2 separate regions of the Homo sapiens genome follow, and region 2 is linked to region 1. Evidence: read pairs that join two places in POLR2A ChIA-PET (ENCODE). Cell type or tissue: OCI-LY7. All regions are shown on one strand. Each heading gives the region's core, and the rest is flanking DNA. Links, peaks and the distances in the headings are about the cores only.

Evidence for each region. ChIA-PET counts read pairs that join two places held together with the same protein. Peaks named below come from ENCODE experiments on the same cell type or tissue, not always from the same donor. Only the 100,000 strongest peaks of a DNase experiment are listed, where the experiment ranks them.
Region 2: POLR2A ChIA-PET joins it to region 1 with 6 read pairs; 5 of 35 experiments call an interaction of 5 or more read pairs at or near these places.

Annotation. Positions count from the first base shown.
Region 1 is chr12:101,774,970-101,779,753 of GRCh38, forward strand. The region is part of intron 7 of GNPTAB (N-acetylglucosamine-1-phosphate transferase subunits alpha and beta); the gene reads right to left. Among named protein-coding and RNA genes, the nearest start is that of SYCP3, 38 kb to the left of the region's middle. In OCI-LY7, for the core only: no CTCF peak of the experiment used is centred there; no DNase peak of the experiment used is centred there; H3K27ac peaks cover 489 bases.
Region 2 is chr12:101,394,254-101,400,801 of GRCh38, forward strand. ARL1 (ARF like GTPase 1) reads right to left here. Exons shown (of 6, transcript NM_001177.6): 5 at 2,146-2,324; 6 at 1-1,417. The coding sequence ends at 1,387. Among named protein-coding and RNA genes, the nearest start is that of ARL1, 10 kb to the right of the region's middle. In OCI-LY7, for the core only: no CTCF peak of the experiment used is centred there; no DNase peak of the experiment used is centred there.

The sequences.
Region 1 (4,784 bases), core at 1-4,000:
GCTGCGTCAAGTTGTCTAAACAATCACATATCTGCAAATACTCCCGAAGGACAGAGACCTGGGATGCTGCTAAACATCCTACAATACATAGGACAGTCCCCCAAGGATAGCGGCAACAGGTCTAAACTGTGAATGGTGCAAAGGTGGAGAAAATTTGGTCTAGAAGAACATGCAAATCCAAAATAACAAGGCTTTCCTATTAGAAGTTATTTTCCCAACAACTTTAAAGTGCTTACAAATTCAGAAGGTGTAATCTACTTTCATTTTGGATTCATTTGATTTAAAATCATTAAAAATCTGTTAGGAAAAAAACCCCACGTCTGCTAAGACCAACTGAAAACCAAATTAGTGCCTTTAAGTGATTCAACAATTCAAAGCTATTAGATCTTTTTTTTCTTTTTTTTTTTTTGAGACGGAGTCTCACTCTGTCGCCAGGCTGGAGTGCAGTAGCACCATCTCGGCTTGCTGCAACCTCTGCCTGCTGGGTTCAAGTGATTCTCGTGCCTTAGCCTCCCGAGTAGCTGGGATTACAGGCACACGCCACCACATCCAGCTAATTTTTGTATTTTTAGTAGAGATGGAGTTTCATTTCACCATGTTGGCCAGGATGGTCTCAATCTCCTGACCTCATGATCTGCCCGCCTCGGCCTCTCAAAGTGCTGGGATTACAGGCGTGAGCCACTATGCCCGGCCGCTACTAGATCTTAATACGTCCTGGTGGTTTTCTAAAACTTAATCAGTTTCAGAGTTGGTTGTTTCATCTTTATTTTAGAAATAAAACAAAAAAAGAAAAAGGTACCGTGCTTTAAAAGAACAAGTGCACATAGTGGTTTCAGAGAATTATCTAAAAGAAAGGGCATTAGTAGAAAATTATGACAATTTACTGTGACCTTAGGCCCTGACCAGAGCTTTGAGGGGGGCAGAGTCCATGCAGGACAATATGCTGTTCCCATCCTGCCTGCACAAACCACCTGTTCAGTCTTCAAGAACCCAGTGCAGCCTCTTTCTCTTTGAAAACTTCCCCCATGTCTCTGACCCACACAGACTTTTCCTGTTTCCAACTGCCAACTCTATACACACACGCTGCTTCCAAAATGTGACTATAAATGCTTGAGGGCAGGGTCTACATCTCCTCCACGTTTTGCACACTCACTCAACAACTACTATAATTGAAGGAAACTTAGCATGAGAATTCACTTGACAGCTTTGGGAAGATTTCCCACTTGCTCTAAAATATGTTTAAAAAAGAAGTGAACAAAAGCAAAAATCAAAAAATAAATGCAAAAACCCACCATGAATGAAAATGTTCTATGGATACAAAATGATTTAGAGGGATCTGAAAATAAGGACTGATGATCTGATTTATCAAAAGCTGAATTCTGTGTCCGTCATACACAAAAATTATACAGATAAATTAGAGAGTAATTAATCAGATTATTAAAGGACCCACCTCAAGGTATTTCAAATTAGAAAGTCTCTTACAGAAAAGACTGATTTATAAGACTACAGTCAAAAGATTTTATGAATTCAAATCCATTATCTTACAAATGAAACTATTTTCAAGTCCTACACTCCTGCCTCAGTTAATAAAACAAAAACAAAAAACTTCAGGTTTTGTTCTAAACAGGATGACAAAGGCCTAGTTGTGTATATACAACAATGTGCAAAGACACATTTCTGTGCCTAGAGTGACTCCTGTGAATAATCATACTGCTGAAAATGTTTCCCTATATATCCCAAGATATTGCCTCATATGGCTCATTCCTTAAGCAGCCCCCTAAGTGCCAAGTAATCACTAAGGGTAAAAAGGTGAATAGGGCAGTACCTGTCCTGAGATACCCGTGGCCTAGTGAGAATCTGTAGGGCAGAGCTGAGCTGAGCCCTAGGTGGCTCCAGGGCCACAGGCCATGGCAAAGGCCTCCTGGGGGAACCTGCGAGGGCAAAGTGGTTCAACAGTTCAAGTCTTGAAGTCCAATGTCTAACAGCCCTCTCCTCTGACATGCGACGTACACCCCTAATGCAACACATCCGAAACTGAGCTCTGGGTCTCCTTCCAAAAGACACTTGCTTCTGCCACTGAAGCTCTGAGTGTGGTTAATTCCATCACTTCTATCTTCACCAGAAAGGTCCACCTCCCCTTTCATTCTCCTCTTCCTCCTCCTGAATAGCTTGTAAGTCACCAAGTGATGTTGAGTGTTTCTCTCAGATGCTTCTGGAACCATTTCCATCGTTGGCATCCCACTGCCAAGCAACTTTTGCATGGGAACGTCTTACTGGGCTATGGCAGCAGCAGCTGAACTGGTTTTCCTACCACACCTTTCCCTAGTATGTTCCTTAGAAGCAGATCAGACTGTGTCCTTCCACGGCCTACAGGAAAAAATCTAGTATTCTTAACAGAGACGTTTCTCAACCTGGCCTCAACCTGTCTTTACAATCTCATCCTCACCAAAATCCCTGCCTGTGCTAGAAACCATTGCCTTGGTTCCCTGAAAACACCATTTATGTTCAGGCCTCCAGCCCTCTTGCTCAGGCTGTTCCCTCTACATAGAATGGTCTCTTCTGCTCCCTTCTCTGCTGGGAGAATGGCTGCTCTGTTTAGGGCCCAGCTAAAATGCTTCTATTATGCAAAGCCTGCCTTGACCCCAAGTACACCTAAAGCCCAGATGTTCTCATGGCACTCTGTATAAACTCTTATTTGGAGCTCATCATACACACAAAAGGTGTTTTGTTTGGTTGGGAACGCAGTGATAGGAAACTTCATTCTCAGAGTACTCATAATGTAATCAGGAAGCAAAGCCTAAGGAAAGCAAGTCACTCGAGGCCTGGACTCAAATGCTGACACTGCGTCTGTTCTTCCTCTTTCTCATTTTCTCTCTAGTCTCTAAAAATCTTAAGTCCTAGTCCCTGAAGTTGATCACAGGTGTTGGAATTATGAAAACAACCTTCAAAGAACATTATGTGTGATTAGCTTGATGCTCTGAGAGGTGTTGGCCTCCACAAAGACAACTCTGAAAATCCAAATAAATCTCTGACTGGGAGACTGAACTGTGGAAAGGAGTCTCACCACACCTGGAGCCTGCTGGTTTTCCTTGTTCAATTCAAATTGCTACCCCACTCCACCTCGACCTGCTTATACCACACATGCCACCCAAAAATAGTTTGCTGAATTGTCAACCATGACTCGGGACTGGCATTCTCTGGCAGCACACACCCATCCACCAGTAGACGCATGAGAGCAGTCCGCACTGGTGGGCAGCTGCAGCAGGCCAAGTGATGTGGGATATTCAAACAGAGTGGAGTATGGAGAAGTGGAATGAACCTTCTTTCTTTTCAGCATTTATTTTATTGAAATTATATAAATAGAATCAAGAATGCCATTCTGTCTACATAAGCAAGTTGAACTGGTGGTCAAAAGTACAGATATACATGTGTCTATAATTCTAGAACTAATAACCAGGAAGCCAAGAAGTCAAATAAACATTGGCTGAAATGAAAGTTAATCTATGGTTTTATCTGTCCAAATCAGTACTAAAAATAACTCAGAGGAAGGAGAGATGTATTATCTATTCTAAAATAACTGCATTTAAGAACAAATTCAACTCTAATATAGCCAGGCATTACAGTATTTCAAAGTACAATAAAGAAAGTCATGAAGGGCAAGGAGCAGTGGCTCACGCCTGTAATCCCAGCACTTTGGGAGGCCAAGGTGAGGGGATCACCTGAGGTCAGGAGTTGGAGACCAGCCTGGTCAACACGGCGAAACCCCCTCTCTACTTAAAATACAAAAATTAGCCAGGCATGGTGGCGCATGCCTGTAATCCCAGCTATTTGGAGGCTGAGGCAGGAGAATCATTTGAACCCGGGAGGCAGAGGTTGCAGTGTGCCCAGATCGCACCACTGCACTCCAGCCTGGGTGACAGAGCAAGACTCTCTCCAAAAAAAAAAAGCTATGAAGAAAAATATGAAAAAAGTAAAAAATTCATAAGTGGTTATTCACATTACCATTGTATTACAAGGATAATACAATGTATCATAAAACAGTAAAACACTTGGTCTGGGGTAGGGAGAAACAAGTTAAAAGGAATTTGGTTGGGGGGTGCATATAAAAACATGGTTAAGACAGGAACTAAGTAAAAACTGCTCTCTAGTCACCTCTAATCACAGCTCCCCCACCACTACTCCATCTTCATCCTTTCACCCTCAAAATTGTTAAATGACATACAACAGGAGGAAGTAAGAATCAGGTAAGCTAAACCCAGTGGCAGAACTCAAAGAACATTTCTTTATAAAATCAGGAAAACTAGAGCCTCACAAATTCTGAGACAAGGACTTTATGCTCTCTACTCTAAGAGATGGGACATTCACGATTTACAACCTGAAACACCTCTGACAGAATAGCAGGCATCTTGACGTAAGGTCAAATAGAGAGAACACCCACATGGACTATGTCCTAAGTCAATCAGATAAAGGATCTGAAAACAATACATGTTAAGGAAAAGGCACGTCCCAGGCCAGCCTCCAGAGTCCACCTTAACAAGTGGCATCAATGGTCAAGCCTGAAGAGCTAATAAGTATAAATTTTAAATACATTTGTCCCTCAATTAGTTACTAATGAATGGTTCTCATTAGCAGATGTTCCATGTATCTGAAGCACACTACCTTTATGAGTGAAAGCTTTGGGTAAACAACAGGCTGTGTGCATTGATGACATTTATGACTTCCCCTCATCTCCTCCTCCCATGCTTCCATTGTTCACACCCTAAGTTCCATCCGGGCCTTTGTCT
Region 2 (6,548 bases), core at 1,099-5,098, 380 kb before region 1:
TACTAATGTTTCTGAGACCTGCAGGGAACCATGGTATTAAGCTCTCATTACCAGCACCTAATTTTTTAGAGGCTGGTTTTCCAACTTAAGTGAAAGAAATTCACCCTGTTTTTAGCAATTATGACGCACTATATTTACTTCTGTCACATTAGCTGATTCTGTGGTGGACTGGGTAATTTGAAAAGCTCCTTTGAACATGAATTGTTTTTAAACTTACAGTCTAGCAATAAGCCTAATTTTTAAAACAGAATGCTTAATTTCTCCCTGTACAATCAGTAAGATTTTGATTTTTAACAAGTTTACATGTCCAATTACATGTAGATAAAAGGAATGAAAACCAGTAAAGACACCTTTTATAATCTGAAAATAGATTTTTAAACCTTCCTTTAATGTGAAATTTTCTCTTTAATGTGTTATGAATTCTATCAAATATAACCATTTAGGATTATTTATAGTATGTCACTGATCACTTCTACTAGTATAGACAAATAAATTTATAAACATTATTTTGAATGTAACTAATTAGCATAATTTTATTTAAGAGTTAGACTGTGTTGTCAATACTGACATTTTTGGGAATATATAGTATAGTTTATGAGTCAAGCTTCTGAACCAAAAGTTTTACTTTGAGCCCTATTCCTACCTTACAAGCTAGCAGGTGACCTTGGGCAAGCCAACCTATTAGAACCCTGGGTTCACGTCCATACAGTGAAGACATCATAACCTGTCCTACCTACTTCACAAGCTTCCTCTACCGATCAACTAGATCAATATATGTAAGATTTTTTTTGACAACTGTAAAGTACTATAAAATGACACTTACAGATAAGTCAGTGAAGTTAACCATCAAAACAATATTCATGCCTATAACCAAAAGCTTTTAAACAAAACAGCTTAATAAAAAGTGGTCAGGTAAGCAAATAAAGATTATATTACACAAACTATGTTCCTCACCTACTCTCATACTGAGTCTAATCTTTGGAAAGATAATTCATTTTAAGGGGAAAAAAATCTGTTAAGATATTTTTTAGTATTTATACAAACAAGCTGCAACTACTATTCAAAAATAGGTTTTTTTCATCCAATAGGAGTATACTCTTTAATAGAACTGTATTTGAATAAGAATTCCATACAAATAGAATATATACCTTAACACAAGAAAGCAAGAAAAGAATATTTTACATTACATAGAACATTCAGGTGATTCGATCAAATTATCCCTCCAACTAAATACTTATTTTCCCTATTTACTACAAATATTGCAGTCAGTCAGTATATGCCAATAATCATATAGTTTTAACATCTAGTAGTGTGAAGTACACTTGACTGTTTCCAAAGGGAGAGAGGTGATGTAGTCTTCATTTCAGGGGAGAAGAATGGACTGAATTACTGTCTGCTTTTTAATGTTTCAACTAACCTGTAAAGAGAAAATGAACTGTTTTATAAAATTAATTTTCAGGTATAAAGCATGATCATCTATAATAAACTTTGTATTGGAGGTGGATTCCAAAGTACTTAAAATGATGACAGCTAACACAGATGAGGTTATGCACTAGATATCCATAAGGTTCCTCTAAGCTTTGAATTTGTCTATGATTTGAATGAAAAATTCAAAAAAGACCAAATACCTATTTTCCAGGCTACTACTACTTCTGGGCTACATATGGATGACTCAGAGGTGAAACTAGTCTCAATCCTCAAGGAGGTGATTATCTAATGAGTAGATGAACAAATCAAACTTACAAGACAGCAAAACAAGTACTATGTCACTAATCTGTGACAAGGGCATCTAACTTTAAGTGAGTGATTAGGCAGTAGGAATAGAGATACATTAGGAAAAGCTCTTCAGAAGAGAGTCTTAAGCTAATTCCTGAAGGATAAGGAATTGGAGGGTGAGGTGAGGCAGGGAAAAGGCTAAAAATTGGCAAAGAATTTGCTTATCTAAGTAACTGTAATCAGGTAGGTGTGGTTGAGAAGACAGATGCACCTGAAGACCAGTGAGAGAAAACGCTTGAGGAACTTATGAAATAAGCTGCTAAGTAAATCAAAGTTTCATCCTCAACACGGGAGAAAAATTACACGTGGACGTGCATAGCTGCAAGCACACACAAATGCACAGATGGCTTCTGGAAGCATGATACTTGCCATTCCATTGCCTCATCAAGGCCGGTGCCTTTGGTTGCTGACGTTTTGAATATCTGCCATTTTCGGTCCTTCAAGGCAGGTAACCCAAGTGAATTTGCCATCTCTGAGGAAGTCATGGCCTGTTCCATGTCCTGTTTATTTGCAAACACCACTAAAATGGCTTTTCTCAGCTCTTCTTCCTAAATGAAATTGAAAATATTTAATTTCTTTTAACTAATGTGCTCTCTCGAGTTTAGAAAATGTCCAAAAATACATTTTAAACGTGTATTTTATAATTAATATATTACACATTATGAAATTATATAGAAATTATATAGAGAAGTATAAAGAAAAGAAGCTTCACTCATAATCCTACCTCCCAAATATGATCACTGTTAACATTTTAGGTGTTTTCTACTAGTACTTTGTTTTGCAGATACTTCAGAGTTTATTTAGTAAATACATTTACACATTTAAGATCACATTTATATATAGTTCCATACCCTGCCTAAAAATTAAAATCATGTTTCTCCAAACTACAACAACTTTTTCAAAATAAAAAAATGGCTAAATATGCTCTACACTATGGATGCATGCACCATAAACTGTGTTAACTATTTTCTAGTATCTGACTCTTATTAGAGTCTTTCCACTAGACTATTAGATAAACCCAAGTGACAGGGTCTTTATACAAAAATTTCTGTTTAAATCTGTTTCCTTAACACAATATTCTAAAAATGGAGTCAAAGTATGAACAGTTTTTTTCAGGCTTTGATAAACTGAATACATGCATGAACAGCTTTCCAGAAAGGTTACCCTACCAACAGTGTATAAAAGTCTCCATCTTCAATGCAGCCTTTGTAGAGTTGGGAATTATTTACTTTTCCAAACATAGCATCTCATTATATATTACTAGGGTATTCGAAATGCACATGGGCTGAGGCAGGAGGATCGCTTAAGTCCAGGAGTTGGAGACCAGCCTGAGCAACACAGGGGTCTCTACAAAAATTTTTTTAAAAAACAAACAAAAAAGGAAGCAGAGAGAGGAGCTCAAGGTTATAACAAGCTTTGGTTGTGCCACTGCACTCCAGCCTAGGGGACAGAGGGAGACCCTGTCTCTTTTTTTTTTTTCTTTTTTTAAGACAGTGTCTCGCTCTGTTGCTCAGGCTGAAGTTGCAGTCGTGCAATCTTGGCTCACTGCAGCCTCTGCATCCTGGGTTCAAGTGATTCTCCTGCCTCAGCCTCCTGAGTAGCTGGGACTACAGGTGCCCGCTGCCACGCCCAGCTAATTTTTGTATTTTTAGTAGAGATGAGGTTTCACCATGTTGGTCACTCAGACTGGTCTCGAACTCCTGACCTCATGATCCACCCGCCTCGGCCTCCCAAAGTGCTGGGATTACAGGCATAAGCCACCGCGCCCTGCTGACCCTGTCTCTTTAAAAACAAATGCAAATGTTATTAGCAATGTTTTTCCCCTACGAATTGCCTTTTGCTCATTTTGCAAAAGATCTTGCTATGATTCAGATCACTAATCCTTAGTCATTGGCTTCTGGTTAGGCCTGGTTTCTTATCTTAATCTTGTTTATATTTGCCATATCTGAGCTTTGGGGGAGTTTTGTTTACATTAATATAATTAAATCTCATCTTTTGAATTCCTTATATGTTCTTATAATTTTCATTTTTTACATTTAATTATTTACCCATTTAGAATTCATTTTTGTGTATAGGAAAGTTGAAAGGCCAGGCACGGTGGCTCACATCTGTAATCCCAGCACTTTGGGAGGCTGAGGTGGGTGGATCACCAGGTCAGGAGTTCAAGACCAGCCTGACCAACATGGTGAAACCCCGTCTCTACTAAAATTACAAAAATTAGCCGGGTGTGGTGGTGTGCGCTTGCAATCCCAGCTACTCAGGAGGCTGAGGCAGGAGAATTGCTTGAACCTGGCAGGTGGAGGCTGCAGTGAGCCGAGATTGCACCACTGCACTCCAGCCTGGGCAACAATAGTGAAACTCCGTCTCAAAAAAAAAAAAAAAGTTGAAACCTAAACTGCTTTTGTGTCTATACTATATATTTTTTGTTTGTTTGTTTTGAGATGGAGTCTCACTCCATCACTCAGGTTGGAGTGCAGTGGCACTATCTCAGCTCACTGCAACCTCCGCCTCCTGGGTTCAAGTGACTCTCCTGCCTCAGCCTCCCGTGTAGCTGGGATTACAGGCGTGCGCTACTACACCCGGCTCATTTTTGTATTTTTAGTAGATATGGGTGGCCAGGCTGGTCTCAAACTCCTGACCTGAAGTGATCCACCTGCCTCGGCCTCCCAAAGTGCTGGGATTACAGGCGTGAGCCACCACACCTGGCCTGTGTCTATATGTTTTAACATTAACAGTCCTGACTCGTACTTGGCCCATACTTAACATAACATGATATTTATTGATGAATTAAAAGTGACTTCCTAAAGAAAGAATCCAACTTTTACTTCTTTCTCTGTAAGACTTTATAAGTCAAATCCTAACACTGCAAGTAACAACAATCCTGCACAACTCAAAAATTGTAAACTGAAGTCAATAATCCATTCCTTTTAAGCAATACTTTATATGATAAAAATACACTATATCATGTGAATTATACCTAAATAAAACTGTTCTTTAAAAAACCTATTATACCCAAGGCAATTAAACCTTATCCTTACATTTAAATTTGGTCTAAGAAGCTCTTATAATAAATATAATGCTATGATGTAAAAAAAAAAAAATTAACCAAATGTTTAAAACTATTAAGTCTGCAATTTATAACTTGGAAGCCATTAAGTCAGTAGTTCAAGAAATCAAAAGTCCTGGGCTGAGCGCGGTGGCTCATGCCTGTAATCCCAGTACTTTGGGAGGCCAAGGCTGGCAGATCAGGAGGCGGGCAAACTGCTGAGGTCAGGAGTTCGAGACCAGCCTGGCCAACATGGTGAAACCCCATCTCTGCTACAAATACAAAAATAAGCCGGGTGTGGTGGCAGAAGCCTATAGTCCCAGCTACTCAGAAGGCTGAAACAGAAGAATCGCTTGAACCCAGGAGGCGAAAATTGTAGTGAGTGGAGATCACGCCACTCACTCCAGCCTGGGCGACAGAGCAAGACTCTGTCTAAAAAAAAAAAAAAAAAAAAAAAAAAAAAAGAATTCAAAAGTACATAGTCCCCTCGTCTGAGGATGCTTTTACCTAGGTATCAACTGGCCTAGAACTTATATTTAAACATCCCTTGATTAAACAATTCAGAATCCAGTTTTTGACAAGAGAAAGAAACTTATCCATCTAATTTTCCAGAGCAAGGGCAATTTTATTATTATCATAGTACATTTGATTATTTTTTCATTTTTTAAAAATGGATTATTTAATGCATCCTCTGAATTTGATCAGTTAGCCAATATATGATCTTATTAACTTCAGTGAATAAGATGTATTGAATTCTTAATTAAGTACTATACATTGTTCCTCCTATCAGGGTAAACTCAAAGAACTTACATTTTAGAGGGAGAGATACATAAGTAAACAAATATATTTTTTTTTAATTTTTATTTTTTGAGACAGAGTCTCACTCTTGTCACCCAGGCTGTAGTGCAGGGGCACGATCTCGGCTCACTGCAACCTCTGCCTCCTGGGTTCAAGTGACTCTCCTGCCTTAGCCTCCCAAGTAGCTGGGACTACAGGCACACACCACCATGCCCGGTTAATTTTCTTGTATTTTCAGTAGAGATGAGGTTTCACCATGTTGGACAGGCTGGTCTCAAACTCCTGATGATCTCTGGTGACCTGCCCGCCTCGGCCTCCCAAAGTGCTGGGATTACAGGCGTGAGCCACCACGCCCAGCCAACAAATACATTTAAAAATAATGTAAAAAAACAGTAAGTGGGGTGCAATGGCTCACACCTGTAATCCCAACACTAGGAGGCCGAGGCAGGAGGATCACTTGAGGACAGGAGTTTGGGACCAGCCTGGGCACCATAGGTAGACCCCGTCTCTACAAAAAAAAAGAAAAAAAAAAGAAAAAGAAAAAGAAAAAAAAGAAACAATATCGGTATAAAGAATAAAGAAGGGTAAAGGATTAGAGAATAAATAAGACTTCTTTCTGGGGAAGAGATGTGGGAAGAAACACGTCAGGAAGGCAGCCATGCAAAGATGCTGGAGAATAGTATTCCAAGCAGACGGATCAGCAAGTGCAAAAGGCCCTGAGCCAGGTGTGCAAGCTCGTGTCCAAAGAACAGAAAGAAGGTCAAAAGCACTGTAAACACTGGGAAGGATAAAAAACGATAAACGTGAGGCCAGCATTGTGCCAGTAACCCAGAAATACATATTTCTCTGAACTTGAATCCTTCTAAAACAGCTAAAAATAAAAAGACATATTTTAAAAGTCACATCAAAGAAGTGACTTAGAATAGAT